Linked DNA regions of Homo sapiens: region 2 is linked to region 1. Evidence: chromatin loops called from intact Hi-C (ENCODE). Cell type or tissue: IMR-90. All regions are shown on one strand. Links, peaks and the distances in the headings refer to the core of each region. The heading gives the core; the rest is flanking DNA. Region 1 overlaps QTGAL (queuosine-tRNA galactosyltransferase). Region 2 holds the start of LOC101930496 (a long non-coding RNA gene).

Region 1 (12,204 bases), core at 1,722-9,721:
GGGGACAGATGAGAAGCTGTCACTTAAGAATCTAGAAGGTTCTGGAAGGCAGAATTTCTGTAGGACGCAGAGGACTGGACTTGACCCAAGTCCAGTTTCCCAGAGAAACCTTTGTCCATAAGGACACATGCAACCATCCCATAAAATCCCAGCGTTCACACTTGGACACGACCTTCTGCCTCAGGGTCGCTGCCCCGAACCCTTCCACTCCCCTGGGAACCTGGTCTCTGTTCTCCCTCTGCTGTGACAAGTCGACCCCAGGCTGCTGTCCCGGGGGGAGCAGGCTCCTTCCCATGACCTGCTGCTCTGCCCAGCGCCCAGCCCCATCGCTGCCCGGGCCCTTCCCAGCCCCGCCCTCTCTCCTCCCACCGCAGCCCCTCCCCACGTGCCCCATCGCTGTCTGCCTGTGTGTGCCTCTCCCTCAACCCTGCTCCTGGAGCTGCCCGGGCTGAGCCCGTCTCAAAGCCCCAGGAGCTGGACGGGCCAGAAGCTAGAGGGGCAGGGGATGCAGAGGCCAACGGGGCCAGAACGGCGTGGGATGTGTCCCAGATGCTGTCCTCCCCAATGGCCGCGATGTAGCCACGCTGAAGCCCGGTACCCCACAGACCCTGCCCTGGCCGAGTCCTGGGATGCCCTCTGCTGTGTCAAGGGAGCTGTGTCCGTGGGAGTCTCCTCCGGGGTGGGGTCTGGGCCAGACACAACCAACACTGGCTGGTGACGGGCCTCCCCTGAGCAGGGCCCTCGTGGGTTCAGCCTCGGGATCGGGGCAGGATTTCGCTGTTCTACGATTCTGCTGCTGCCTCCGCCTCCCGGGATAAACTTGTGACTCCCCCCCAACCCTGTGGCACCCCCTGTTTGTAGCAGAACCCCCACAGGCAATGGGATGGGGGGGATGGGGGGACACGGGGTCCCCTCTGTCAGCTCAGGGAGCTGCAGGGCTTAGGCACTGTCAGGGAGGTCCTGCCTGGAGTCTACCTTTTCCTCCCCAACCCTCTGCAGCCACCTCAATAGTCCGGACCCCACCTGGGACACAGGGAGATGCTTATCCCAGTCAGTGACTTGGGGACACTGAAGCATGTGTGTGTGTGTGTATACTGTGTGGGGGTGTATGGTGTGTGTGTGTGTACACTGGGGGTGTATGGTGTGTGTGTGTGTGTACACTGGGGGTGTATGGTGTGTGTGTGTATACTGTGTGGGGGTGTATGGTGTGTGTGTGTGTATACTGTGTGGGGGTGTATGTGTGTGTGTGTACACTGTGGGGGTGTATGGTGTGTGTGTGTGTATACTGTGTGGGGGTGTATGGTGTGTGTGTATACTGTGGGGGTGTATGGTGTGTGTGTGTGTACACTGGGGGTGTATGGTGTGTATGTGTGGGGGTGTATGGTGTGTGTGTACACTGTGTGGGGGTGTATGTTGTGTGTGCACAGTGTGCATGTGTGGTGAGTGCATGTGTACATGAGCACGTGTACAGTGTGTGCAGGTGTTCGGAGTACATGCCTGTATGTACTGTGTGGATGTGTGTACACGCATGTGTACACGTGTGTGCAGTGAGGGCCTGTGCATGCAGTATGAGTACATGTATGCAGTGAGTGCACATGCCTGCATGTACCGTGCAGATGTGTGTACATGCAGTGTGTGTGCACGTGAGTGCGTGTGTGCAGTGAGCGTGTGCAGTGAGTACGTGTGTATACTTTCGTGCACGTATGTGTGTGCATGCTGTACATGTGGTCTGTGTGCACGTGCAGTGTGTGTGTGTGTGTGAGAACCTGGGTGAGGACAGCTCCTGCAGACGGCTGCGGGGACTTCCCCACCAGGTGACGCAGCCTCGCCGGGTTTTGGCATCTTGTCCTTAGCAGCCCGGGTGTGTTGGGTGTCTCGGGGCGGGGGGACGAGCCTGATCCTCCTCATCCACTGACATCAGCTTAGGGACCCCAGGGGGTTCACGTGACAGGAAAGCAGTCAGGGCTCCAGAAGAAAGCGGGGGGCCTCTGTGGCCGTGGGTGGCACGCGAGGTTTGGGGGGCCTCTGACACCGGCCTCCTCGACGGCCCCTTGTCTCCTGGGCTTTCCTAGGGGTCTCTGGTCTGAAAATGTTGGCCCATCGTAGGAAGGTAAAATGTAGAAGCAGCCATGATGTCTGTATTTGGTTCATCTTCATTTTTCACATTTTAAAAAGTTCTCATTTAATCAGGGAGAACAGGCTCCCCAGGGCGCCCTATGCCTCTCTTTTTACATCCTCAGAGGAAGCCGTGGCCCCGCCTTAGCACCGGGAAAGGTGGAAACCCAGTTTTTCCCAAAAGCACAAGACAGCATTTCTGGAAATGTTGCAAAGGAGCTGAAGTGTCAGGGACACGTCACCGCATGAGGAGGCGGCCAAGGTGCCGGTGGGCATAAGGGAGAGGAGCGCGGACGCGGGAGGCCCCAGCATGCAGGAGTGAGGATGATGCCCCCAATGGGGAAGCTCGTGGCCCTCCTGCCAACCCCCCAGCCCCACCCCGTGACCTTGGACCTTAGACCCCCTGGGGAGCTGGGATCTTGCCGAGAGTCTCAACCCCATCACGGCAGGCCTGGGACCATCGCGGCTCCCACACCCACACATGACCCTAGTTGGGGTCTTGAGACTCCGGGGGCCCTGAGTACCCGTAGGGGCCGAGACGCAAGCCTCGGACGGCGGCCTGCTTTCCAACTTAACGCTGCGGCACGCGGCAGGCAGGTGGCCGAGACCTCTGTGTCCTCACAGTTCTAAGGAGGGAACTGTCTGCCCGGATCTAAGGAAGGAATTCTACATGCAGTTTCACCCCGATTTGCCTCACCCCTGCCACGGCTCCAACGCAGCCACGCGGCACCCCCAGACCCGGGCCCACGTGGCCGCTCCTCACAGTGACACGGGAGAGGGAGGCGGACCCCGCAGCACTGGGCGCGTCCTCACTGGGTGCTGCGATTCCCTGGCCGTGCCTCTGCCACCCTCCACGGCAGCTGCGCCCCCCAGGCCTGTGGTCCCCGCCGGACCCCACTCATGAGACTCCCGTCGGGTTAAAGGGAGCACAGGGTTTCAGAAGGACCCGGCGCGTGGTCATTTTACCTCTGGGAACTAGGGAAGGACGTTCGGCCTTCACCCTGGCGCTCCCTGGCGCCCTTGGGAAATGCCCCTTCGTGGACGCCGAATCCCCGCCACCCTCGGGATGTGCTGTTGCCCCGTGTCCCACCAGACCCTGGGTCTCAAGGCAGAGCCTGACCACAGCCTCTGGGGTCGGCCCCACCAACCCCGGCCCCGACCTCGGGCGCCTCCCGTGTTCCTGGCCTCTCAGGCGTCCCGGGGCCGGGCGGGGCTGACTCACTCGAGGACGCAGTGCGTGGCCGCCTGTGGGTGGTGGCGATACAGCAGGAGACTCTGGTCCACGCGGATGACGCCGCCGCCCTTCCTGAGGTGCTCGTAGAAGAACAGCAGGTCCTCCGGGACGCCCTGCAGGGCGGGAGAAGCAGAGGCATCACTGGGGCCCCAGAAACGCGTGCCTGCCCCGGATGCACACTACACCTGCGCTCAGCCGGCCAACCAGGAACCGGTGGAAAAGGCTTTTGTTGCAAAGAAACCGGTCTAGAGGCTCAACAGGGACGTGGGGCGGCGACCACAACAGACGTGAGCAACCGAGCTTCTCCACAGGCGGGAAAGAGGGGAAGGGAGGGTGGGCTGGGTCTTGGTTCTGCCCCAAATTCCATTTTGAGCAGTAAAGGTCTCAGGGCAAAGAGGAAGACAGGCAGCCGAGGAAAGGGGCTGGGGTGGGTCAGGGTCTCACAGCCACGGCTCCTGGATGGCTGGTCCGGCCTCCGTCCCCATCCTTTCCTGCCAGTGGCTGCAGCCCCAGAAGCTCAAGGGACTCAAAGTGCCGACTGTGGGCAGAGGACAGTGGTGCTGGGTGGGCGTGTGGGGCTGCGGGCAGGGGAGCCCAGCAGTGGGGAGGCAGCCCCGGGCCTGTGCCAGCCCTGCTCACTTGTCCAAGCTCAGAAACTTGAACCTCAGCCCACGGGGCTTATCCCCGAACACTCCCTCCATGTCAGTGGGACTCTGCTCCAGAACATTCTGCAGGCATTCCCACCAGACTTTTCTGTCCTGTGAGAACCTGGGCCCTGCTTTCCCCGGCCCATGATCCCAGTGGCCCCTGCCCTCTGCTTGCTCCTCTCCTGGGTGACCCCAATCCTCAGCCCAGGGCTCTGGGCCTTGTGTGGAGCCGGGCCCCTGTCGCTTTCTTAAATTCAAACAAAACTGAGGGAGGAGCAGGGCGTGGAGTCTGGTCTCCTCGTGGTTCTCTGCGGCAGCTCACCTGGGTCAGCCGCCCGGAGACACCTTTGCTCCAGGAAAGGGCAGGTTTTCTGAGAGCCTAGCAGCAGGGCCAGTCTATCACCAAGTCCAGCCTCTTCTCTCCTTGGCTGGTACACAAACTTCAAGTGCAGGTCAGTAAAGTCCCCAAACTATCACGGCCCAACCGCTGGCCTGTTTGCTCCCAGGACAGACAGGCAGTGCTATGGTTCCACGTCCAAAAAAAAGGCACTGTTTAACCTCCGCCTCTCCAGGGCGATCCCTTTTACAAAAACCACGATGACATGGAAAGATTTGTAAGAAGATGCTGAGTCAAAGAACAGACCTCAAAATCATGTGTCAGCCCTGCTAAAAGTTTATCCACCATAAGATAAAGACAAAGGAATCACAGAAGCCCACATGCTGTCTCACACGGGTGATTTAGGGTGGAGGGTCCCGCGGGTGCTGGTGGACACGGACCCTCACACGGGTGATTTAGGGTGGAGGCTCCCGCGGGTGCTGGTGGACACGGACCCTCACACGGGTGATTTAGGGTGGAGGTTCCTGTGGGTGCTGGTGGGCACGGACCCTCACACGGGTGATTTAGGGTGGAGGCTCCCGCGGGTGCTGGTGGACACGGACCCTCGCAGGGGTCACTGAGGTATTTTCTTTAATTTTCTGTGTCTTCAAAGGCAGCTCTAAAGAGCACTGGAACTCTCAACATGTTACAGGTTTAAGAAGAGAAAAAAGGTTTCTCTCTTCCTATCACCAGAAGAGCCCGACCCTTGGGGTTTTCTTATTTTCTGGCAGTAAAGTGAGAATTTAGTCAACAGCCGCTCCCGGGTGGTGCCTCTGCCCTGGGAGGAGGGGGACGCAGAGGATCTGTCCCATTTTTCTCCCCTCCCCTGATTGCTGCTGCTGAGACCTGAGAGGCCCGAAATGGCCTCACTCCTCCCCCAGGCTTTTCCCAATCAGCCTCCAGGTGCCTGGACTGCCCTGTGGTGTGGAGGACCCCTGGCGGGGCGCAGGGAGAGGGGGAGGGGTCACAACCCAGAAAGGCATCAGGGAAGAAGCCGAGTGGAGGAAGTGTGGCCGCCGCCCAGCCCCAATCTGCTCACAGAACCATCCTCGGGCAGCCTTGGGGGATGGAGCACCCAGAACTGCCTGGAGGAGAAAAGCGTGAGCTAAAGCCACTCCCAGGAAGGCCGGGCCAGAGGCTGTGGAGACTCGGATCCTGAGGCAAAAGGAAGCCGAGTCAGGGACGCGCTTCCTTCCCCAGGGCTCGTCCCCAGCGCCACCCGCCCTTCTCTAGAGCCCCATCCCCAGCGCGAACCTCCAGGAGGAAGCAGCAGTCACCACGCGGGGACAGAAGGGGGAGAGCTCGAGCCAGGGCCCAGCGATTGGAGTCCGCGGAACGCAGGGACATGAAGTCCAGCAGAGAAAACTAAAAACTGGCAACACTTCCATGGATAAAAATTCAGCCTCTCCCTCTACAATAGCAACAAACCCCAAACCAGGAAACAGAGACCCCTGTAAATAACCCACCAAGATAAATTCCACACCCTCCACCAGTGTTTCAGGCTACAGGGTGGGATATGCGGGGAGGTGGCGGAGACCCATCTTGAATCAGAAATTCAAGGACTAAGTGCAAAACTGGACCCTAATGGGGTGGGTCTAGAGCATTGAAGAAAGTGCATTAGTGCTTGGCTAGGGCTGGCAGGTGGCTGTTAGATGAGGTGCGCCCCTGGGTGCAGGAAGTGTTTTTTGGGGGATGACAACTTCCTAACATTAGATGGTAGTGGTGACTGGTGATTGTACAGCCCTATAAATTTGCTAAAAAAAAATTGAATTGCACATTTTAATAGGTGAATTGTATGGCATGTGAATTATACCTCAATAAAGCTTTTATATAAAATTGGATCGATTTAACTAAAAAAAGAAATTTTAAGAAGAGACAAAATTGGTTGGGTGTGGTGGCTCATGCCTTTAATCTCAGCACTTTGGAAGGCTGAGGTCGGGGGGGTGGATTGCTTGAGCCCAGGAGTTCGAGACCAGCCTGGGCAACATGTCGAAACCAGTCTCTACCAAAAATAGGAAAAAAGTAGCTGGGCATGGTTGTGTGCACCTGTAGTCTCAGCTACTCAGGAGGCTGAGGTACAAGGATTGCTTGAACCTGGGAGGCAGAGGTTGTAGTGAGTGAGCCACTGCACTCCAGCCTCAGGAACAGAGTGAGACCCTGTCTCAAAAAAAAAAAAAAAAAAAAGGAACAAAATATATGAAAAATGAAGACTAAATTACAAAATCCTTAAGAGAAAATGATTTTAATTAAAAATTTAATAAGGGACACTGAAGAAAGGAAAATAGAAATTATATAATGAAAGAAGTGAAAAGGGTTAGAAAGACTAAGAAAATCTAACCAACATAGAATTGGAGTTTTTAAAACACAAAAAACAATAGACATAGCTAGTATTTAAAACGGACGCCTACAGGTGCGTCCCACGGGGGATGGGGACACGGACGCCTGCAGGTGCACCCCCACGGGGGGACGGGGACACGGACGCCTGCAGGTGCACCCCACGGGGAGGACGGAGACATGGATGCCTGCAGGTGCACCCCCACGGGGAGGACGGGGACACGGACGCCTACAGGTGCACCCCCACGGGGGGGACGGGGACACAGACGCCTGCAGGTGCACCCCCACGGGGGGACGGGGACACGGACGCCTGCAGGTGCACCCCCACGGGGGGGACGGGGACACGGACGCCTGCAGGTGCACCCCCACGGGGGGATGGGGACACGGACGCCTGCAGGTGCACCCCACGGGGAGGACGGGGACACGGACGCCTGCAGGTGCACCCCCACGGGGGGGACGGTGACACGGACGCCTGCAGGTGCACCCCCACGGGAGGACGGGGACACGGACGCCTGCAGGTGCACCCCCACAGGAGAACGGGGACATGGATGCCTGAACGTGCACTCCCACAGGGAGGACGGGGACATGGACACCTGCAGGTGCACACCCACAGGGAGGACGGGGACATGGACGCCTGCAGGTGCACCCCCATGGGGAGGACGGGGACACGGATGCCTGCAGGTGCACCCCCATGGGGAGGACGGGGACACAGACACCTGCAGGTGCACTCCCACGGGGGGGATGGGGACACAGACGCCTGCAGGTGCACTCCCACGGGGGGGACGGGGACATGGACGCCTGCAGGTGCACCCCCATGGGGGGGACGGGGACACAGACGCCTGCAGGTGCACCCCCGGGGGGAGGATGGGCTCCCCTTCTCCCTCTGTTGTCCCAGAGACAGCTCTGCCAAAAGCTTCCGTGTCCTGCGCTTTCCCAGACACAGCTTTTAAACCAGGATGCAGTAACCTGGAGCCAGTGTAGGTCAGGTGCAGATGCCCAGGGCACCCACAGCCTTCATGCAGAAACCCCCTGCTTTCAGCAAAACAACTAAGATGCTGGCAGGTGCCAGGAGGGGGCACCGGGAGGACCCTCAGGCAGGGGTTTCCTAAATCTGCAGAGCCCCGGAGGCATGGCAAGGCGGAGGGTGGCCAGTGTGCAGAGCCCACACACAGAGACAGGGCCCCGAACCTGGGGGAGGGACCTGATTCCCGCCTTCGGCCCTTACCTGACCTCCCTCGTTAAAGGGGCCCACGTGGGAGAACCACGCTCGCGAGCAGAACCAGGTGGGCATGATCACCGTGGGGCCATTTGAGGTGAAAACCTAGAAGCAATTAACGTTGACAGAGTTAGCGGAAAAGAACAGCTTGTCACAAACAACCTGCAGTTTATTTCCACAAAGTGTCACGAGAAAGTGACAGATGAATCCGTGTCCCTTCTCCACAGGGTCAGGGCCTCAAGAGACTTCACCACGGGGCCGACGTGTCCCTTCTCCACAGGGACGGGGCTCAAGGGGCTTCATGACGTGGCTGACGTGTCCCTTCTCCAGTGCTGTGATCATCACTCACTGTAGCCTTGACCTCCTCAAGCAATCCTCCTATCTCAGCCTCCCAGGTAGCTGGGACCACAGGCGTGTGCCACCACACCTGGCTGATTTTTACTTTTTTTTTTTTTTTGTAGAGATGTTTGTCACTCTGTTGCTCAGGCTGACCTCAAACCCCTGGCCTCAAGCGATCCTCCCACCTGAACCTCCCAAGCAGCTAGGACTATAGGCGCACACCACCGTGCCTGGCTATTTTCTTACATTTCTTTTGTAGAGATGGGGTCTCACTACACTGCTCAGGCTGGTCTTAAACTCCCGGCCTCAAGCGATCCTCCCAGCTCAGCCTCCCAAAGTGCTGGGATTACAGGTGTGAGCCATCATGCCTGGCTCAACGGAGATTCTAAAATGTATATAGAAACACAAAGGACCTAGGAGAGCCAGCACAATTTTGAAAACCATGAACAAAGTTGAAGTTTCATGACTGTATTTCAAGATTTACTACAAAGCTATGGTGATCAAGGTTGATTGGTATCAGCTTATGGGCAGACAGACAAACGGAACAGAACAGAGACCAGAAGCAGAGCCGCCTGGCTGGGGTTTGATGTTTGCTGAAGACATCAGGGGCGTCAGTGGTGGAAATGAGAGATGGCGCTGGAACCACTGGTGTCCTTACAAACCATGGCCCTCAACCCTTGCCTCAGGCTCCAAACACAAAGCCCCAGCCTCAGACCGGACCTCAGTGAGCTGAACACAAAAGAGGCAACGAGCTCATCCAGGGAGAACATTCGTGATTATGGGGTAGGCAAAGGTTTCTCAGGTAAGAAGAGGCACAAATCACAGCAGAAGACATGGATAAACCAGATGCCACCAAAGTCAAATATTTGGTTCTTTGAAAGATCCTGCAAAGAAAACGAAAAGATAATCCAGGCTGGGACAAAACATTTGCAATAAGTGCGTTTCACTGAGGATGTACGTTCGGCGAACACTAAGTACCCTCAGCACCCATTAATAAGAAGACAGGCAATGAGTTAAAGATGGGAGAAGGGCTGAAAACACTTCCTCAGACGTAAATTAGTCAGGTCGTGAAAACGTGCTCTATGTGACTAGTCATCAGGGAAATGAGTTTTCGGTAGGGAAGTCCACCTAACGGCCTCATCTGAACTTTGCATCTGCAAAGACCTTGTTTCCAAACAACGCCCACATTCTGAGATTGGGGGTGAGGACACCAACATATCATTTTGGGGGGACACCATGGAGCCCACGACATTTTCACTTCTTGGGTGGCTGAAGTGATGTTTTCCTATAACTGACACTGAGATTACGCCAGCATCTGTACGTTCCTGGAGGTGCTGTGTGTGTGAACACGCAGGTCAGGCAGAGACACAATGGCTGAGAACCATCGTGTAACACAGCCTCGTCTCACTGTGGATCCCTTTGAAGCCTAAAGACTTTCTGCTTGTCGTCCATCCTGAGGAAGGTCGCTGGTTAAGACAAGTCCTCATCAGCACAGTGGCCCTCACCTGGGGCTGATTTGTCCCCAGGAACATTTGTTTGGAGACATTCGGGGCTGTCACACTGCGGGGGTGGGGGTGCTACGTGCATCTGGTTGCAGATTCCAGAGACAGAGAAATAAAATTCGAACTGCAATGAAATACCATTGCACCCTCTAGGACTGTTACAATTTTAAAAACTGAAAATAAGGCACAGTGACTCACACCTGTAATCCCAGCACTTTGGGAGTCCGAGGCGGGAGAATCGCTTGAGCCCAGGACTCTGAGACCAGCCTGGGCAACTCTACAAATAATAATAATAATAATAAAGTAGCTGGGCATGGTGATGCTCCCCTGTAGGCCCAGCTACTCAGGAGGCTGAGGTGGGAGGATCCTTTGAGCTCCGGAAGTCAAGGGTGCAGTGAGCTGTGATCGCACCACAGCACTCACTCCAGCCTGGGCGACAGAGGGAGACCCTGTCTCTTAAAATATAAAAAGTAAAAATAAAAATAAACACTGACAGTACCAAGTAAAAATCTTACATAACGCTGAAGGGAAGGAAAAACAGTATAAACACTTTGCAGAGCAGGCAGGCTCTTAGAGAGTTAAACACAGACTTCCACGCAGCCAGCCGTTCCAGTCCTAGACATTTACCCAAGAAAAATGCAAACACACGTCCATCCGGCACCATCCATGTGTGTTCACGGCAGCCCCAGCACCCGTCCCCGTGTGTTCACGGCAGTCCCAGCACCGTCCCCGTGTGTGTTCACGGCAGCTCCACGCACAGCAGCCCCAGACTGGAGGCCCCCAAATGTCCGTCAACAGTGAATGGATAAGCCCTGTGGTGCCCGTACCACGAGTCCAGTGGAGCCCTCACCAGCAACCAAGGGAACAAACTGCCGGTCAGGGCAGCACAGATGTCTGTCGGCAACAGGGAAGGGAGGCAGTCACCAGTGTGCACGGTGCACAGATGTCTGTCAGCAACAGGGAAGGGAGGCCAGTCACCAGTGTGCACGGTGCACAGATGTCTGTCAGCAACAGGGAAGGGAGGCCAGTCACCAGTGTGCACGGTGCACAGATGTCTGTCGGCAACAGGGAAGGGAGGCAGTCACCAGTGTGCACAGTGTGACCCCACTTACACAAAACCCTAAAAAGTGGGAACCTAACCTAACCTGCAGGGACAGACGTCGCATCTGTGGACGCCTAAGGCTGAGGGTGCCTGGGCCTGACTGCAAAGGCATAGCCTTAAAATTTGTCTTGTTGGCCGGGCGCGGTGGCTCACGTCTGTAATCCCAGCACTTTTGGAGGCTGAGGCGGGCGGATCACTTGAGGTCGGGAGTTCGAGACCAGCTTGACCAACATGGAGAAACCCCGTCTTTACTAAAAATACAAAATTAGCCAGGCATGGTGGCACATGCCTGTAATCCCAGCACTTTGGGAGGCTGAGGTGGGCGGATCACCTGAGGTCAGAAGTTTGAGACCAGCCTGGCCAATGTGGTGAAACCCCATCTCTACTGAAAATATAAAAATTAGCTGGGCGTGGTGGCAGGTGCCTGTAGTCCCAGCTACTCTGGAGGCTGAGGCAGGAGAATCGCTTGAACCCAGGAGGCGGAGGTTGCAGTGAGCCAAGATTGTCATTGCACTATAACCTGGGTAACAGAGCAAGACTCCATTTCAGGAAAAAAAAAAAAAAAGAAAAGAAAATTTATTTTGTTTTGTTTTGAGACAGAGTCTCGCTCTGTCGCCCAGGCTGGAGTGCAGTGGCGCGATCTCAGCTCACTGCAACCTCTGCCTCCCGCATTCAAGCGATTCTTGTGCCTCGGCCATCGGAGTAGCTGGGACTACAGGTGTGCACCACCACGCCTGGCTGATTTTTGTATTTTAGTAGGGACAGGGTTTCGCTACATTGCCCAGGGCTGATTTTTGTATTTTTAGTAGGGACAGGGTTTCGCTACGTTGCCCAGGCTGGTCTTGAACTCCTGGCCTCAGGTGATCCACCTGCCTCGGCCTCCCAAAGTGCTGGGATTACAGGCGTGAGCCACTGCCCCGGCCTAAGTAAAAATTTTAAAGCCCAGCGTGGTGGTGCACGCGCCAGTGGTCCCAGCAGAGAGGCTGAGGTGGGAATTCGAGCCTCGCCTGAGGCCAGGAGTTTGAGGCTACAGTATGCTGTGCTTACACCTGTCAACAGCCACTGCACACCAGCCTGGGCAACATAGCAAGACCCCATCTTTTAAATTTTTTTTTTATACAGAGTCTTGCTGTTACCCAGGCTGGAATGCAGTGGCGTGATCACAGCTCACTGCAGCCTCAACCTCCCCGGCTCAAGCGCTCCTCCTGCCTCAGCCTCCTGAGAAGATGGGACTACAGGTGTGGACCAGCACACCTTGCTAATTTTTGTATTTTTTGTTGAGATGGGGTTTCACCATATTGCCCAGGCTGGTCTTGAACTCCTGAGCTCAAGTGATCCA
Region 2 (16,814 bases), core at 4,100-12,099, 150 kb after region 1:
ACCCTTGCCTGCTGTCAGGGCCTGCCCTTCTCTCCGGCCTCCAGCTGCTTTGCCCCAGCGATCAGGCGCCTGAGCTTCCTCCCCCGAGCCTGAGTCCAGCTGAGCTCCGTGTGGCTTTCCCGGTGGAGCAGACTCTGTCTGATTTCCCAACGGCTGGCGCCTCCCAGGGCGTGCTCCTTGCCACGGAACAGCCCCTTGGGGCCAGGTGTGTACTCCAGGCAGTGGCCCGGCAGTGCTGGGAAGTGCCGGTCATGGCTGCTGCACGTGGGTTGCTGTCTGGGAGAGTCCTGTGGTGTTTGCTGAGGGCGGAGGACACCGAGGACAGAGAATGGGCAACTTCCAGGGAGGGCCCAGATGCAGCCACGACTGGGGTGCATCTGGGATACCTCGTCCAGGGACACTCCCCACCATGGCCTGGTGCCTGTCCAGCAGGAAGAGCTTCAGGGCAGTAGGAAGGGGGAGTGGCCCCAGCTGCAGAGGGAAGGAGCTTGGTGGCAGGGCGGCAGGAGGGATGGGAGGTCAGGCTGACGTCCACTGGCGAGAACACTTCAGATGAAGATAGTGTGGACCCCTGCCCAGTCCCAACACAGGCCCCAGACGCCCTGAAACCCCAGGGGCTCAGCCCAAAGCAAGGGCAGGAAGCATTGCTTTACTGAGAAACCATAAAAATGTAGAATTCCACCTCAAACGCTGCTGTGGCCGATACTGAAGGTTAGAAATGAGCCGGTGGGGCCCGACACGGTGGCTCACGCCTGTAATTCCACCACTTTGGGAGGCCGAGGCAGGCAGATCATGAGGTCAGGAGATCGAGACCATCCTGGCTAACATGGTGAAACCCCGTCTCTACTAAAAATACAAAAAGAAATTAGACGGGCCTGGTGGCGGGCACCTGTAGTCCCAGCTGCTTGGGAGGCTGAGGCAGGAGAATGGTGTGAACCCAGGAGGCGGGGCTTGCAGTGAGCTGAGATTGCACCACCGCACTCCAGCCTGGGTGATAGAGCAAGAAAAAAAAAAAAAGAAAGAAAAGAAATGAGCAGGTGGGTGCTTCCCAGGGGGGCCCCGTGGCCTGTCGGCCCCATGCATGATGGCCCTCAACTCAGCCACAGCTCCCAGGGCAGCTGTGGCTCCTTGGGTGGCCCAAGACAGCTGCTGCGTGGTGTGAGCTTCGCTCATGAGGCTGGGCAGAGGCTGGGATCCCAGGTGTGAAGATGGGCCTGGGTGGTGGCTGCTGGACCTTGTTGTCACAGATGTGCCACCTGCTTCCCAAAACCGAGCACCAGGGGTCTGAGAGGTTGCTATGGGAAGGTCGCTTGCTCCAGGGGGCCCTGGAACAGTTGCTAAGTTTAACGCCCTGGCCCAGGATCCACCTGTCCTGCTGCAGACCAGCCCTGCTCATTCCTCCCTCTGGCTGTGAAGATGGAAGCCCATGGGTTGGATGCCTCGGGCCAGGGCTGTCACGCAAGGAAGCCTGGGGAGGACTGTGGCACTGACCCCATGGGCCATGGTATCGCCTCAGGGCCCTGCCCCTCTGATGTCCGTCTCCTCGGGGCCCCGCCCCTCTGGATCTCGTCTCCTCAGGGCCCCGCCCCTCTGGATCTCGTCTCCTCGGCGCCCCGCCCCTCTGGATCCCTGTCTCCTCGGGGCCCCGCCCCTCTGGATCTCGTCTCCTCGGCGCCCCGCCCCTCTGGATCTCCGTCTCCTCGGCGCCCCACCCCTCTGATCCCCGTCTCCTCGGCGCCCCGCCCCTCTGATCTCCTCTCCTCGGGGCCCCGCCCCTCTGATTCCAGTCTCCTCGGCGCCCCGCCCCTCTGGATCTCCGTCTCCTCGGCGCCCCACCCCTCTGATCTCGGTCTCCTCGGCGCCCCACCCCTCTGGAGTTCCGTCTCCTCGGGGCCCCGCCCCTCTGGATCTCGTCTCCTCGGCGCCCCGCCCCTCTGATCTCGGTCTCCTCGGCGCCCCGCCCCTCTGGATCCCCGTCTCCTCGGCGCCCCGCCCCTCTGGATCTCCGTCTCCTCGGGGCCCCGCCCCTCTGGATCTCCGTCTCCTCGGGGCTCCGCCCCTCTGATCTCCTGCACGCACCCGGCCTCGCCTGAAAAGCCCCACGTACAGCAAAGCGGCCGTGTCTTGGTGGCCTCTGCCTGGGGCGCTATGGGTGGCCTGTCTATGCCTCAGTTTCCCCATTCTTGATGAGAGGGAGCTGGGGTCGCTACTGGTCACTCGGGCCCCAGGCAGACCAAGGCTCACTTCTGTCCACTCCCTGGCCCCATTCCCAGGAATCCCACCGGTTCCTGGCCGGGGTCTGGAATCTGTTCTCCCAGTCCAGGACCTACCCTCCCCTCCACTTCCTGCCTGCAAGCTCTGTGGTCCTTCCTTGTCTTGAGTCCAGGGTTCCCTGTGCTCCCAGTCCAGCCTCCCTACTCAGGGCCGAGGGCACCAGGAGGATGGTCGTTGCAAAAGAATATGGGAGGCCGGGTGCGGCGGCTCACGCCTGTAATCCCAGTACTTCTGGGAGGCCAAGGGGGGCGGATGACTTGAGGCCGTGCAACACCTGCCAGCACCAGCATTTGACACGGAATCGAAGAAAACAGGCAGGACATACCCTGACTACACTAGTACAAGTCATCGGCGTCTCGGGGTCCTGGGTTTTAGAAATCACACTGTCAGGGAGGGCTGATGGGGTCCTGGGTTGGAGGCTGGAAGTGGAGGAATCGAGGCATAGGCAGAAACTTGAAGGAAGGGTCAGCCGAGCTGGCCAGAAGGGGGCTCCTCGCCACGGTCCCCAGGGAAGCACTTTGCTCATGGGCCCCGGCCCTGAGAGAGGAGCTCCTGCCTCTTCCCACTCGGAGAGGGCTGACAGGAGAGGCTTGGCCTGGTGTTTCCTGATGAGATAGCGGGCACGTTCCGGGAAGCGGTGAGCAGGCCCAGCAGACATCAGATGTGGTGCTTCCTGTCTCCTGTGAATGCGCCTGGCCCTTGAGGGGGGTCTGGGATGGAGAGTCGGGGGAGGGGAACCCCACTCGCCCTTCTCCTTGTTGTTCTTGGCAGCTGGACTTGGGCAATTGTGCCTCCACCCTCTGGAGGGGCCTCCCCCTGTGCTGGCTGCAGATCAGAGGGGCGATGGGGAGGGATCCACCGGTCCAGGCGGGGGCTCACCTTCCAGACCCGGGCGTGGGCGAGAGGGGTGCATGGGAGGACGCCCGATGCCTCAGGGCCCCCGGTCAGCAGCGAGGCACAGACTCTCCTCTGGGCGGTGATGGCCCTGCACGAGGTCCGTGTGCCGTCTGCCTGCACAGGGAGAGGAAAGGATCACGCGACCATGGGTACGTTGGCCACCTGAAGGTTGAGTCCCGCAGCCTAGAGACTGGAGCGTGGGGACCAGGAGGAGCTTCTTAGCGGAACTGGGCTGGGGCTCATGCAGCCCTCCAGGAGCCCCCGACGCGACGCCCTGGCTCATCCCGGGTGAAGAGGCTGCTGAGTCTGAACTGATGACAGTGGACGGGTGGCCGCCGGTTCCCAACGCATGGTTGGGCCTGGAACCCAGGTGACTCTGGGAGATGTGGTCACAGTCACAGCCGTCTGTGGGCCTTTGGGTTCAAAACAGCGCGAGTCACAGGAGACAGAAGGGAATCTGAGCTTGCGATTGCTCATTCTTGTCACCCTCCTGGCTCTGGGACACCTCTGCCATCTCCTACCAAGGGTACCCCATTCCTGGCGAGTTGGAAAGTGGCCTCATGGGCAGAAAACGAGGGCAAAGGGAGCTGCGTGCTGTGAGAGACGTCCCCGCACCCACCCTCCCCACCAGCTCCCTTGGGCCTTTCCTCCCTCCCAGCCCCACCCACAGCCGGGTGGCTCCCTTCACTGTCTCTCCTGGGTTTAACTCAGAGGCTGGCGAGCAGGGGCTGACCAGTGTGTGTCGGAGACTCTCCGAGTGGCCAGCACGGGCAGGGAGCTCATAGGCTTGGCCCTGAGACCAGGTCCTGTCTGAGAAGGAGGCAGGTCCTGTCTGAGAAGAAGGACCCCCACCCCTCCTGCCTGGGACCCTGCCTTAGGCTCACTCTAATGACCTAATTTCAATTTGATTGAATGCAAATCTGAATTTGCTAGAAGACCTGATTTCATCTTTCCGGGTTCAGTAAACATGACATTCTCCGTGGGGGTTTATTTGTGGAACTCCCAGTCAGAGCTGCTGCCCCAGCCCAGCAGGGCTCAGCGACGTGCACTGGTTTTAGGAGTAAATCCGAAGCAACAGAAGCGTTCGCACTGGCTCTGGGTGCAGCCTGCATCTTCAGCCCTGGGGCACTGATGCTGGGCAGCTTCTCGGCTTCACTCGGGAAGGGACTCAGGAGCGAGGTGGTGGGGAAGCCAGCAGCTTGGCTGAGGCGGCAGTGGAGGTGGTCCAGCTCCGCGACTGCTCCCACAGAGCAGGGCTGCCGCTCGGGCAGTGTGCAGAGTGCAGCCGCTTGGGGCCAACTTGCCATCATATGTATAACCACTTTTAATGACATGCTAATTAGGGGGCGGGTTATTCAGATATAGCTGGAGGATGGGCAGTTGCTTCCAGGTGTTGCCAAGGCAGTGAGAGCAACGGGAACTGCCCTTGGCGCCTCTTCCAGCTTTGGCCTGTCTTTGGTCGGGTCCGGGGACCAGGCTTGCCTACCACGTTTTCTGTGTCAAAACAGTCACGCAGAAATAAACAGTGACAGCACTGTGATGAGAAAAGCGAAGAAACAACTTATTTCAACTTTCTGACTTTTGTTGTGGCCTCAGCACTTTTGTTTGTGCTTAACATTGAAAACAGTGAGGCAGTGTAAACTGTGAGATGTGATTTTTCATTTGGTAAGTGCAAATTTTAGTTCATTCATGAAACCAGTTTTGAAGATCTTTAAAATAGAATTTAGTCGACCTTAAGAATTGTTAATTGTTTACAACTAAAGACCAAAAATCCAAGAGAATAAAGCGTTGCACCAGTGGTAGGGGTTTGTAGTTGCCTAAATTGTACCTTTTACAGATGTTTCATTTTATTAAAACTCACTAGTCACTGGATCTTCTATTCAACATGGTGATGGGATGAAATTATGTATGACAACTGTGCTCCCTGAAAAGACATGTTTGCGTCTGATCCCCTGGGGTCTGTGAATGTGGCCGTATTTGGAAACAGGGTCTCTGTAGACATAATCAAGTTAGGATGACATCATGAGGACAGGCCCTAATCCAGTATGACTGGTGTCTTTCCGAGAAGAAAACAGAGACACAGAGGGCGAGACCCACGTGAAGGCAGAGGCAGAGATTGCAGCACTGTGGCCAAAGGCCAGGAGTGTCCAAACCACCAGAAGCTGAAAGAGGCAGGGCAGGGTCCCCCGAGAGTGGTCGTGGGGAGCTCCCTCAGGCAGATACCTCGCGGTCCTGCAACTCCTCGATCGCAGACTCTGGGCTCCAGAGCTGTGAGACAGTTCAATTCTGTTGTTTTAAGCCACCTTGTTTGTGGTCATTTGTGCCAGCAGCCCCAGGACGGTCACACGTGCACCATTCACTGCTGTATTGGGTTAGACCCTTGCACTGAGGGCTTTGGGAACCTGACTGGGTTGGCTGCTGGACAGGGGACTGTGAGGGCTGCGGGGGGTGTCGGCGCAGGAGTGGAAGGTGCCCCTGCTGGGATGGGGGTCCCTCTGTCCCCTTCTCCTTCTGGAGAGAGGGCCCTCATGGGGCTGCCCAGGACACAGAGCTACTTGTAAAATCCTGCCCCCATTCCAGCCTGGGGCTCCTGCTGGGGGCAGGGTCCAGGAGCTTCGGGACAACATATGGACTCAGGGCCCGAGGTGGCCTTTATGATATCCAGGTCTCAAAGGAGGGGATCCCGGGGAGCTTGGGATGCGGCTCATCCCCAGCCTGAGTCTTCTTCCTTCACTGTCACCTGTTGCCCCTCTGGGAGCTGCCGTTGAGAATGAGGAACGTTCCAGGTGGTCTGTGCCAGCAACACCACTGCAGGCTCGGGGGCGGGGGGAGACGGGCACGGAGTGTCACACACAGGTGCTGGACAGGAAGTGGGCTGAGGGCCAGCGCAGGAGGTGGGGGGCAGACAGGGAGGGGGCGTTGCCCAGGTGCTGGACGGGAAATGGGCTGAGGGCAAGTGCAGGAGGTGGGGGGCAGACGGGGAGGGGGCATTGCACAGGTGCTGGACGGGAAATGGGCTGAGGGCAAGCGCAGGAGGTGGGGGGCAGACGGGGAGGGGGTGTTGCACAGGTGCTGGACGGGAAATGGGCTGAGGGCAAGTGCAGGAGGTGGGGTGCAGACGGGGAGGGGGCGTTGCACGGGTGCTGGACAGGAAGTGGGCTGAGGGCAAGTGCAGGGGGTGGAGTGGCCACTGGACCTGGCTGACCAGAGCAGAGAAGGTCTATGAAGAGAGATGGGAGAGGAAGATGCAGAAGGATTTAAAAATAGGGCTTTGTAATTTTCAAACAGCATACAGTATGCTATGAAAGAAAGGTTAGAAAAATTTTTTAAAGTTAGCTAAAATCCCATCACCTGGAGATAAACACAGATGACATTTTAAAGTTGCACCCGAGTTAAACAGTGGCTCTGAGCATCCTCAGAAGATGAGGCACTCTCTAGTTTTCTGAGTGGGGAGTTTAGTGACGAAGCTGTTGCTTCGGGAGGAGGACGAGGGCAGTGTGGGCACTGGTGGGCGTAGGGGGGACGGGGCTCTGGGTGAGGACAAGCAGAGGGAGGCTCACAGTGCCACAGGCAGGTCCCAGCCTCTGCCTTCAGGACAGACCAGACCCCTCAGCCTCTGAACTGTGTTCGGGCAAACGGGATTACGACTCTGAGTGACTGGAAGGCCCCGCTTGGTGCTGAGTGCACTGGCACCCATGTTATGTCTGTGGCACAAGCGCTCGATGAGGTCTGCACGATCACTGCAGATGATCACTGCACCATCATTCCTCGCTGCACGATCCTTCCTCGCTGCACGATCCTTCCTCGCTGCAGGATCCTTCCTCGCTGCACGATCATTCCTGGTTGCACGATCCTTCCTCGCTGCACGATCCTTCCTCGCTGCATGATGATTCCTTGCTGCACGATCCTTCCTCACTGCACGATCCTTCCTCGCTGCACGATCAGTCCTCGCTGCAGGATCAGTCCTCACTGCACGATCCTTCCTCGCTGCATGATCCTTCCTCACTGCATGATGATTCCTTGCTGCACGATCCTTCCTCACAGCACGATCCTTCCTCGCTGCACCATCCTTCCTCGCTGCACGATCCTTCCTCGCTGCACGATCCTTCCTCGCTGCACGATCCTTCCTCGCTGCACGATCCTTCCTCGCTGCATGATCCTTCCTTGCTGCACAATCATTCCTCGCTGCACCATTATTCCTCACTGCACAAGGGAGGAAACTATAGCACAGGGAGGGTGAGCCACTCGCCCAGGGCCACATAGCTGTGAGGGGAGAACTAGGAATTCTCATCCAGCCTTCAGGAAAATTACATGTGGACTGGATGTGACGGATCTTGAGCCACGCTGACAATTGAGTCCCTGTCCCTCAGTGGGTTTCAGAAGAGAGGCCTCCCCTCTCCCACATCCCAGGAGCTCAGAGGCCCTGGGATGGGCCGACAGTTCTTGGCCAGGTGGCTGCTCCTGCGGTCACAGCACTTGGAGGTGCTGGCCTGCGTGCAGACGCCCCCTGTGCCTGTGGGGTCCTCTCCGGGCCTGGCCTGGCCTCAGTCCCACTGGCCACCCTCGCTCGGGGATCGCTAGGGGTCCTTGGACCTCAGACCATGCAGGGCCTCCCTTTGCAGAACAGGAAAATAGGACGGCCACCCTCAGGCCACCGTCCATGAGCATCACAGGGGCAGGTTCTTATCTCTGGGCTGGACGTGTCAAGGCTGGGCTTGGGGGCCAGAAGCTTCCCAGCAGGCCTCCCACTGGCCACAAGACACAAGCAGCCCCTCAGCCCTGCAGCCACGTCCTCTCTGACAGGGCCCCTCTTGCCCCAAGCCCAGCCGGGCCACCGTGGCCAGCTCCACACACACATCTGGCTGAGCACTCACACCAGGCTGCGGGGTGGTGTCACGGCCCAGGAATGCAGGAAGACGTCTGGGGCTCTGGCAGAGAGGCATGGCCATGCGCCAAGAATGTGCCTTGTAGAGACATAATTATGCATTGGGGGAATACGGCGTAACAAACCCGGTGGATGCCACCGACTCCACTTACTTTACTGAGAGCTGAGAGGACAGCAAAGTGCGGCACTGACCCTCAGGAGGGGAGGGCGCTGGCTGGTGCCCACCGTCCTGCAGAGGACTGAGGGATGCGTGGGCATGGGTGGGCACAACCGTGGGGGCGCTGGCCTGGGGGAGGAGGAAGGAGGCCGGGCGAGGGCGTGGGCAGCGCTGTCCTGGCTGATGGCTGAGGAGCCAGGGCGCGGCCGCAAGTGCGTGGCAGCGTGGCAGGGCGGCTGAACGACCCCATTGTGTGGAGTGAGGCCGAAAGGCCAAGTGGGACGGGCAGGGAAAGAAGCACATTTCATAACTTCAGTCCACTGTGAGAGGACTGCCTGCCCCTTTTAGAAAACTTGGAAATCACAGCAAGTCTCCAGCAGGGAAACAACGCCATGGGGGAGGGGTCTTATCTCTGGGCTGCGCTATCTCCCCACCCAAAGACCACGTCAGCCTTCCGGGCATTTCTTTCAGAATTTTAAGCCACATGTCTGTGTGTGTCTCTCTGTGCGTACAAACACGTCTGTTTATGTGTGTCCTCACATCGCTGGGGTCATGTTGTATGTGTTGTAAAAATTACTTTTTAACTTGTGTAATATGTGTATATATATATAACAAACCCTACCGTCTTAACTGTTTTTGAATCTACAGCTTGGTGGCATGAAATACATTCATATTAACTGTAACTGTCAATTTCCAGATGTTTTATCTTCCCGAGCCGAAACTCTGTCCCCATTAAACACGAACTTCCCAGTCCCCCTCCCCCAGCACCCACCGTTCTGTTTCTGCCTCTATGAAGCTGACAACCCAGGGACCGCGTACGAGTGGAATCAGCAGGATTTGCCCTTATGTGTCCGGTTATTTCCCTCGGCACAGTGTCCTCAGGGTTCATCCGTGTCACAGCAAGCGTCTGACTTTCCTTCCTCTTCCAGGCTGGGTCACAGCCCTTCATGTGGATGGACCACGTTTTATTCACTCATCTGGCAACGGTCCTTCTGGCTGTTGTGAATAACGTGGCTGTGAACGTATACGTCTTGTTCTGTTCAAAGCAAAACACACATTTTCATTCTTTCAAAACTGTCCTTATGTTTCCTGTGGAATGCCCTGGACTCAGGGTTTGGGGGAGCCGGTCATTATATCACACCCGGGGTTTTCGCTGGAAAGAGCCTCAAGCCGTATGTGCTCTCCCGACGCCATCCTCCCCACAGTTGGCTGTTGAGAATTTTTTCTCTTTGGAGGACTGTGGGGTCTCTCTAGCCTGGCCATCCTGAGTCCAAGTTTCTTTTCCCTGACAACAGACAAATGAGCGAGTAGCCCTCTCAGTCCACGAGCTGACCCTTCAGAGGCTGGGGTTGCAAACCCTGATCCTTGGTGGGCTGGGGTCGGCCTCTGGGAGCCCCTCCTTCAGAGTGAGGGGCTGGTGCAGGTTTTCTTTTCTCCTCACTGAGAGTTTTTTCTGCTGCCTGAGAGAAGAGGGTGAAGGCTCCCGGTAAAGAGGATGGGGTGCAGGCTCCTGAGCCCACCGACAGCCCCGTCCAGCGCTGACCTGTGGGAAAACGGCCTCTTGGCAGGTCAGTCCAGGCGGTGGTTTCCCTGGAGCCAGGGGCTGGGTTCCAGAGCCCGGCCTTCCACCCCTACAGCGGGCAGGGCTGACGGGCGCGAAACTGGGAGCGTAGCTCTGGGAGGTGGCCTCGGGGAACCATTTTCCCACCGGGCGGGCCCTTTTGTTCTCCTGTCTGTGCGCGCAGGGCAGCCAGGTCCCGGGATGGACCCTATTTTGAGAGATTTATTGACTTTCTTTTTCTTTTGAAAGGGCTGTGGCCAGGCAGAATATTGAAGCGAAGGAGCCCGACAGTAGCCGCTCTCTCAGGGTCTAAGGCAACAGAGAGCTCCCAGGTGTGTATAGAGCGGGGCGGGAGTCGGGTCTGCAGGACGGCCGGTGGGGAAAGGCCACGAGGTCTGCAGCTGGGGGCCGGGCCGTGCTCAGCGGTGTGTGGTGGGGACACCAGGAAAGGCTGTGGGGGGTCTTGGGAGTCGGCACCCTCCCTGAGGGGCCCTAAGTCCCTGCCAGCTTGTGGAACCAGAGGGTCCCTGGAACAGTCTGTGTGGACCCCCAGGGTCCTCTCTCCACCCCCGGGCGTTGACCTCCTGCGGGATGCTGACCTGACTCGGGTGTGTGGGGGTGTGCCCATGTGTGTCCTTGAGTGGGTATGTGTAGGGGTGCGTGTGTGTGGCTGTGCAAATCGCCAACGACAATCTTCCGTCCAGGGAAACGGACGCCGTGTCCCTAGGAGGAGTGTGGCTTTTCCTGTCCTGGGCTGGGGATGTGGGACCCCTTTTAACCTACTTTTGAGAGCAGATCTGGGGGGGCTTGTTTTTTAAAAATCACAAAATAAACATAACTATTGTTCTCCCACTGATGAAATTACCCATTTTCACGACCCAGGGGCGATCTGTTTTCATCCCTTCGTGTAGGCCACTGCGGACCTTTTCTCCTTTTATGCACACGACAGTATGTTTTCAGGCTTTTCCAAATTAGGAGCACATTTTATATATTTGTATAATTTTCTGGATTGATTTTTAAAATGGAATCTTGTGGACAGACTTCTGTGACCTTAACTGTGGATTTACATCAGGCTAATGGTTGTGAAGGTTTTTATTTTGTGAACACCATCAATGGATGTTGAGATTTTAGGTTCCCTTTTTCCTTGCATTATAAACAATGCTTTTTCTCTCCTTCTCCCTTTGCATACACTCCCAGCAGTGTCAGTGAGCTGGGGCCTCGTGCTCCTGGGTCCTGGCGGGGCACGAGGCTGGTACGGGGAGCTTCTCCTAGACTGTGTGGCCCCTTAGCAGTGTTCCTACCGTGCAAAGGCCCTTCCTGGTTTACAGAAAGGATCTGGAGGGGGAGAAGAGCCTCGCGGCCCGCATGATGTTGGACCAGCGTTTGCCTCCTTCTGAGGCCCCCGCCTCCCACCAGGCCTGGCGCTGCTTTTCACATCTCCGCCCCAGCCCAGGTCCAGCGTGTCTGAGTGTGGACTCACCCTCTGTTCCCAGCCCCAGTCCATGGATGTGAATAAAACGGAAACTAGAATTCAGGAGCCTGAGAGGCCAGGATGCCAATCTCTGTAACCTCAGGACAGAGGCCTAGGGGCAGGGGGGCCTGAGTGACAGGCCAGGGGAAATGGGGGGCTGTGTGACAGGCCAGGGACAATGGGGGGCTGTAGCCATACTAGCCATACACGGGCTGAGGCCCAGGGTGTCCCCTGGCCGCTGTCCTCTGCATAGGCCCTGAGGCCAGGGACTCCTCCCACCTTGTTCTGGGCACTGGGGGCTCAGCTCAGGCCTGTTCCAGCCCCACTTTGATGCCCAGGAAGTCCCAGGATGAAATCACAGGGACAGAAGCCGGGGCTACGGCTAAGACCCTTTGACATGGAAATGCTGATTCGGTGGCTCAGGGGCTTCCCACCCAGCTCCCTCGGGAGGCCTAGGCCAGGGCGTCAGGGTGGGGTGCCCGAGCCTGTTCTCCCTGCCGGAGGGCCGGTGTCCAGGGGCCATTGTCCAGGCCAGGGCTCACCCGAAAGGCCTGGAGCCTCACACGCTTTCAGGTAGGAAGTGTCCTCGGGAGCCTGGGTGGCCCCTGCAGTTGTTTTGGGAAGGTTTTGCTCTGATTTTTTCCTGCATAGCTGAGGTAAGTGCAGTTTTTGCCCTTTATTCATTGGAGAGTCTGGCCTGTCCCGCCGAGCACAGCGTTTCCCTCACGCTGGCCGTGAGCACACAAGGGTGTCCAGGGGCCACGCAAGCCTCTGGAAAACAGACAGACGCCAGTGCTGTACCCCCTGCTGCGGTCCGCAGGACCAGGACCCCGCGACCCTCCTTGAAGGGGCAGGTCCGCTGGTGGTGGGGGGCACAGAGGGGCCCAGGCCGGGGTGTCTCAGAGGAAACCAGCCGCCCACAGACATGCTGGGCACCCATATGGTGGAGTCCTCTTGGCCACAGCAAGGGATGGAGCCCCTGACGGACTCAAAGCGTGAAGCCCAGAGAAAGGCACCACACGGGAGCACGCGGGGGTCCCAGGACAGGCACAGCCACCCACGCGGCCACAGGTGGGGTCCCGGGGCAATATATATATATATTTTTGAGACGGAGTCTCGCTCTGTCGTCCAGGCTGGAGTGCGGTGGCGCGATCTCGGCTCACTGCAAGCTCCGCCTCCCGGGTTCACGCCACTGTCCTGCCTCAGCCTCCCGAGTAGCTGGGACTACAGGCGCCCACCACCACGCCCCACTAATTTTTTGTATTTTTAGTAGAGATGGGGTTTCACCGTGTTAGCCAGGGTGGTTTCTTATCTCCTGACCTCGTGATCCGCCCGCCTCAGCTTCCCACAGTGCTGGGATTCCAGGCATGGCCACCGCGCGGCCAGCACGGGGTCTTTCTTTATTTCCCAGGTGGGTCTTGAACTCTTGGGCTCAGGTGGTCCTCTTGCCTCGGCCTCTCAAAGTGCTGGGATTACAGGCGTCAGACACTGCGCCTGGCCACATTTTTTATGTGTGTGATTCACAACAGGGGTTTAGGGAAGGGAAGAGATAGCAAAAAGAAAAGTTCTCGTCTCAGTCAGTACCCCTGCCCCAACAAAAACCCCAACCAAAAAGCCTCACAGTAATTATCTCCAGCAATTTCCACCCTTTCTCCCTAAGAAATTTGAGTTGGGTGGTGGGTGGGAGGGCTTGTGCTCCCCCAGAAGCACTGAGGGAGAGGGAGGTGCCAGCGTCCACCCTTTGTGTTAGGTTTAAGCAAGTGCTGTCTCTGGTGCGTGGGGCCAGGGCCGGATGTCGTCGAAACACCGGAGCAGCCCAGGACTCGTCGCAGAGGGGAGCAGGGTGTATCTTACAGGGGCCGATGGTGCAGTCAAACCTCAGGGTCTACGGTTTTTATGGTTGCCTCGAGTCTCGTCCAGGCTGGGTTGTCTTGGAACCGGGTCTCCTGTCCAGTGTTTGCACGGTGTCATTAAAAATCACAAAACGTATGGAAGTGGTGGGTAAAGACTTTTCAACTTTGGTGATTTTGTTCTTCCCAATGGTGGAGAGAGCTTGCAGGGTCAGGAGCTGCGTGATGAGCTTGCTAGAAGTCCATGGGTGAAAACAGCCCTTGTGTGGCTCCCGGGTACGGCTGGCCGACCTGCCTAAAGCCAGGCATGGACCCGAGGTGCCCACACTGCTTGGAGCTGGTGGCACAGGGCCCGGTGTCCCTTGGAGAATCAGATCTGCCTCCATGGACTCACACCTCCTGTGTAAGTGGCGGGTTGTGTGCGTGGGGTGGTGGGACACCTGGCAGGTGGCAGAGGCGGCATCCCAGGGGGTGACTGACTTGCGATTTTTCTTCTGAGTGGGCACCCAGCCTCCTTCGATGCCCTCGGTGGGGAGAGTGAGGGGCACGAGCTTGGCCCTGGTGCTCAGACGCTTCTCGGTTCACTCCGGGGCCGCACCCTCAGGCCGCTCCATCTTGGACAAGTCTCTTGGCCTCGCTGGGCCCTGCGCTGTGCAGCCTCTGCCCTTTCCTCTCCAGGTTCCTGTTTCAAAGCATCTCTCTGAGGGGCTGGGGTGCCACAGGGGCCACCATATGGGAGGGCGGTAGCCTCACAGGAGCCAGCAGTGGGGCCATTGGGGCCTGGCTATGGGCAGCTAGGTGGCAGGAGGGGCTGAGGGGTCTCTGTGGTTGGGTCTGAGGTGAGGCAGGTTTGAGTTGGGCGGGACTGGAGGGGAGGGGAGGCGACGCGGGGCCCATGGAGGTGGACTTGGTCCACCGTCACCCCACACCTTCCTCCAGCACATCCTTCCCGTGGGTGGAGTCACAGCCCTGAGCTTCCTCTCCCTGCAGCCCTGTGGGGGAATCTGTTCTGTGCTCAGGGGACGGTGCCTGGTCCTGGGGGCTGGGCAGAGCTCGGAGGGGCCTGCCCCGGCAGCTTTGGTGGCTCGGGTGCTGCAGAGGCCGGCAAGGGCTTCGGCTCCGAGCTTCGGTGAGATTGAGGCCAGCGGTGCAGCTTGCAGGACGCTGAGGTGCTGTGAGCCCTGGAGGCCGACTCCAGACTCTGGCCAGCATCCTGGCAGCTGGGTGACCACAGGCTGTCTCTACAGCAGCCACCACTCCCGACACCACTCTCGGGTCCTCCTGGTATCGAGGGACCTGCTCGGGGTTGCCGTGGAGCTCGGAGCTGCAGGGTGGCTGAGGCCGGAGGCTTAAGACCCCAGTGTCAGGAGTAAATTAAAGGCGGGTGAAGGATGAGCGTGGATTGTGGGGGCAGCCAGGAGCCCAGGACCTCGAGGCCTCGTGGGGCCGGGCGGCTTTGCTGGCCTCCTGCAGCTGACAGGCGCCCTGGTGGGCAAACACTGAGAAATCGTGATGGGCGTAGAGATGACTGACCAGAACGTGCAGGAAGGAGGTGCTGAGCCTGAGGAAAGGCTCGGACGGGCAAACCGCAGGAGAGCTGGCCCAGCTCAACTCCAGTCCCACTGCAGCCGGGAGTCCTGGGGTGTCCCACGCTGACACCGGGGAGGGAGTCGTCCAGAAAGCAGCACCCACTCAACTGGAGAGGAGTCTTTCTCCACACATGAGCTGGGGGTGGCCACCGGCCCTGTCGTCCTCAGAGACTCATGGCCCGTCCGCCCAGCCACACATCCCTCTGTCCAGCGTGCTCGGGCAGCAGGCACTGTCGCTGGAGTGTCATGGCCACCCCAGGGCTTAATTTGGAGGTGCCAGATTTGATGGTCATCAGCCTGGGTAGGATTGAGGGCTTGTCCCAGACAGTCAGGAGACAAGCTGGGAGAACATCACTGGAGACAGATAATAAAGGCACTGACAAGCCCTGCGTTGACATGAGGTGCTGTCTGGAAAAGGCTGAGCCTGGTGGGGAATGGGTCCCCTGGAACGCGGGCCTGGACTTGGAGGACAGACGTAAAGCATTTGAAGGTCTCAGGGTGACGTTGAAGGGGCAGCAAAGAGAAACTGAAGACTGAGCTTTCAGAAGCTAGCTCACCAAACAGGGAGGCCAGGTCCGGTTGCCCCGCAGGCAGTGGCAGATCCCAGCTTTTCGTGTTTTGTCCTAGTGCCCAAGGTCTAGGAGATGGTTTTATTTTATTTTTAGTTTTTGAAAAATAGAGATGGGGTCTATGTTGCCCAGGCTGGTGTGGAACTCGTGGCCTCAGCGGATCCTCCTGCCTTGGCCTCCCGCAGTGCTGAGCCACCAGGCCTAGCTGATTCTGTAAGCCACGCAGGTGAATAATTCTGCAGCTCACAGCGTGGGTGGTTGTCTCTCCGGCAACCTGACCCGCAAAGGACACAACCGCAGGAGAGAGGTCAAGAGGCCCCTGCCTGCGGGTGTTAGGAGGTGTCATCTTAACATCCATGTTCATGGAAGACGTGTGCCTTCAATGGAAACTGTCCGTCGTCTGGGTCAAAGTTGGCTACAAAAACCTTCTGGGGGCTTCCTGGTCGGAGTCAACGTTTACCATATAGAATGCGGGCTTCTGGGCATAAGGACAGCCTAGAAATCTCTCTGTTATATAGACATTTTCCTTTTTAGAATTTGACCTTGATGTGCAAAGGAAATAAGTATACTATTGAGGTATTATTATTTGGTCCACAGTTTTGGAAGCCTCCCATGTGTGCACTGTGGTCGGGGTTGTGTGTATGACACACCCGCTTGGCCCCCAAAGAGCTTGCCGTCTGCTTCCTCATTACCGTACACCAAACAAAGGCCTTGGACATATTGCTGTACGTGTTCTATGTGCACATAAACTTGGAACTGAACACAACCAAACAGGTTGCTTACCTGCAGGACTGTCAGAAACTTTAATGAGCAAATGTTCATTGTGCATCTCCTTAGGCAACAGGGACCTTGGGCTGGGACAGGCTGTGGGGTCTTGGATACCTGGCATGATGGTTTAAAGTATATCTGCTACTTTGACAGCCCTCCTTCCAAAAGGTAGAGCCCGGTTCCTCTCCCCTGAACGCGGGCTGTGCCTCCGGACCTGCCTTTAGTGAGTAGGATATGGTGGGAGTGATGCTCTGAGACTCCCCAGGTGAGGTCAGAAAAGGATGGCTTCTGCCTGGTGCACTCTCTTGTCATTCACTTTGGGGGAGCAGCTGCCCTGTTGCAGGGCCTGTAAGCAGCCTGTGAGGCTCACCCTGTGGGGAACTGAAGCCTCCCCAGCCTTGAGAGGGGGCTACCGTCGACCTACCTCTCGACTGCAACCTCACAGCAGACCCCAAACAGGCTCAGCTGAGCAGCGCCAAACCCCTGAGCCAAAGACCTTGAGGATAATCAACGTTCACTGTTGTGGGAGTCACTAAGTGTTGTTCTGTGGCCGTAGCTAGCTCATGAACCTGGCATGGAGGTTGGGTTCCGTTCTGGTGGATGTGGGGAGGCCTGGGAGGTTACTGTGTGGGGAGGAGACGCAATGAACAGCCAGTGAAGCCTCAGAGATGCCCCTGCAGTAGCTAGAGTGTGAGGGGTGTAAGATAGTGGGAACGGAGGGGCTGGGAGAGCTCCCGGGGAAGAATTTCCCACATCCAGGACGTCTCTTCCTCACTCACGTGCCCAGGCCGTG

The links. Hi-C counts contacts between places; a loop is a spot of excess contacts. Peaks named below come from ENCODE experiments on the same cell type or tissue, not always from the same donor. Only the 100,000 strongest peaks of a DNase experiment are listed, where the experiment ranks them.
Region 2: a loop joins it to region 1, with 7 times the contacts of the local background. A loop is called at or near these places in 3 of 110 quality-filtered maps.

Annotation. Positions count from the first base shown.
Region 1 is chr17:82,957,720-82,969,923 of GRCh38, forward strand. QTGAL (queuosine-tRNA galactosyltransferase) reads right to left here. Exons shown (of 13, transcript NM_001009905.3): 7 at 7,932-8,027; 8 at 3,338-3,462. Among named protein-coding and RNA genes, the nearest start is that of QTGAL, 88 kb to the right of the region's middle. In IMR-90, for the core only: a CTCF peak has its summit at 5,667; DNase peaks (open chromatin) are centred at 4,592 and 5,632.
Region 2 is chr17:83,101,856-83,118,669 of GRCh38, forward strand. LOC101930496 (a long non-coding RNA gene) reads left to right here and starts at 9,959. Exons shown (of 3, transcript XR_007065980.1): 1 at 9,959-10,106. RefSeq lists enhancers at 7,264-8,089, 8,289-8,885. In IMR-90, for the core only: no CTCF peak of the experiment used is centred there; DNase peaks (open chromatin) are centred at 8,096 and 8,656; H3K4me3 peaks cover 411 bases; H3K27ac peaks cover 1,388 bases.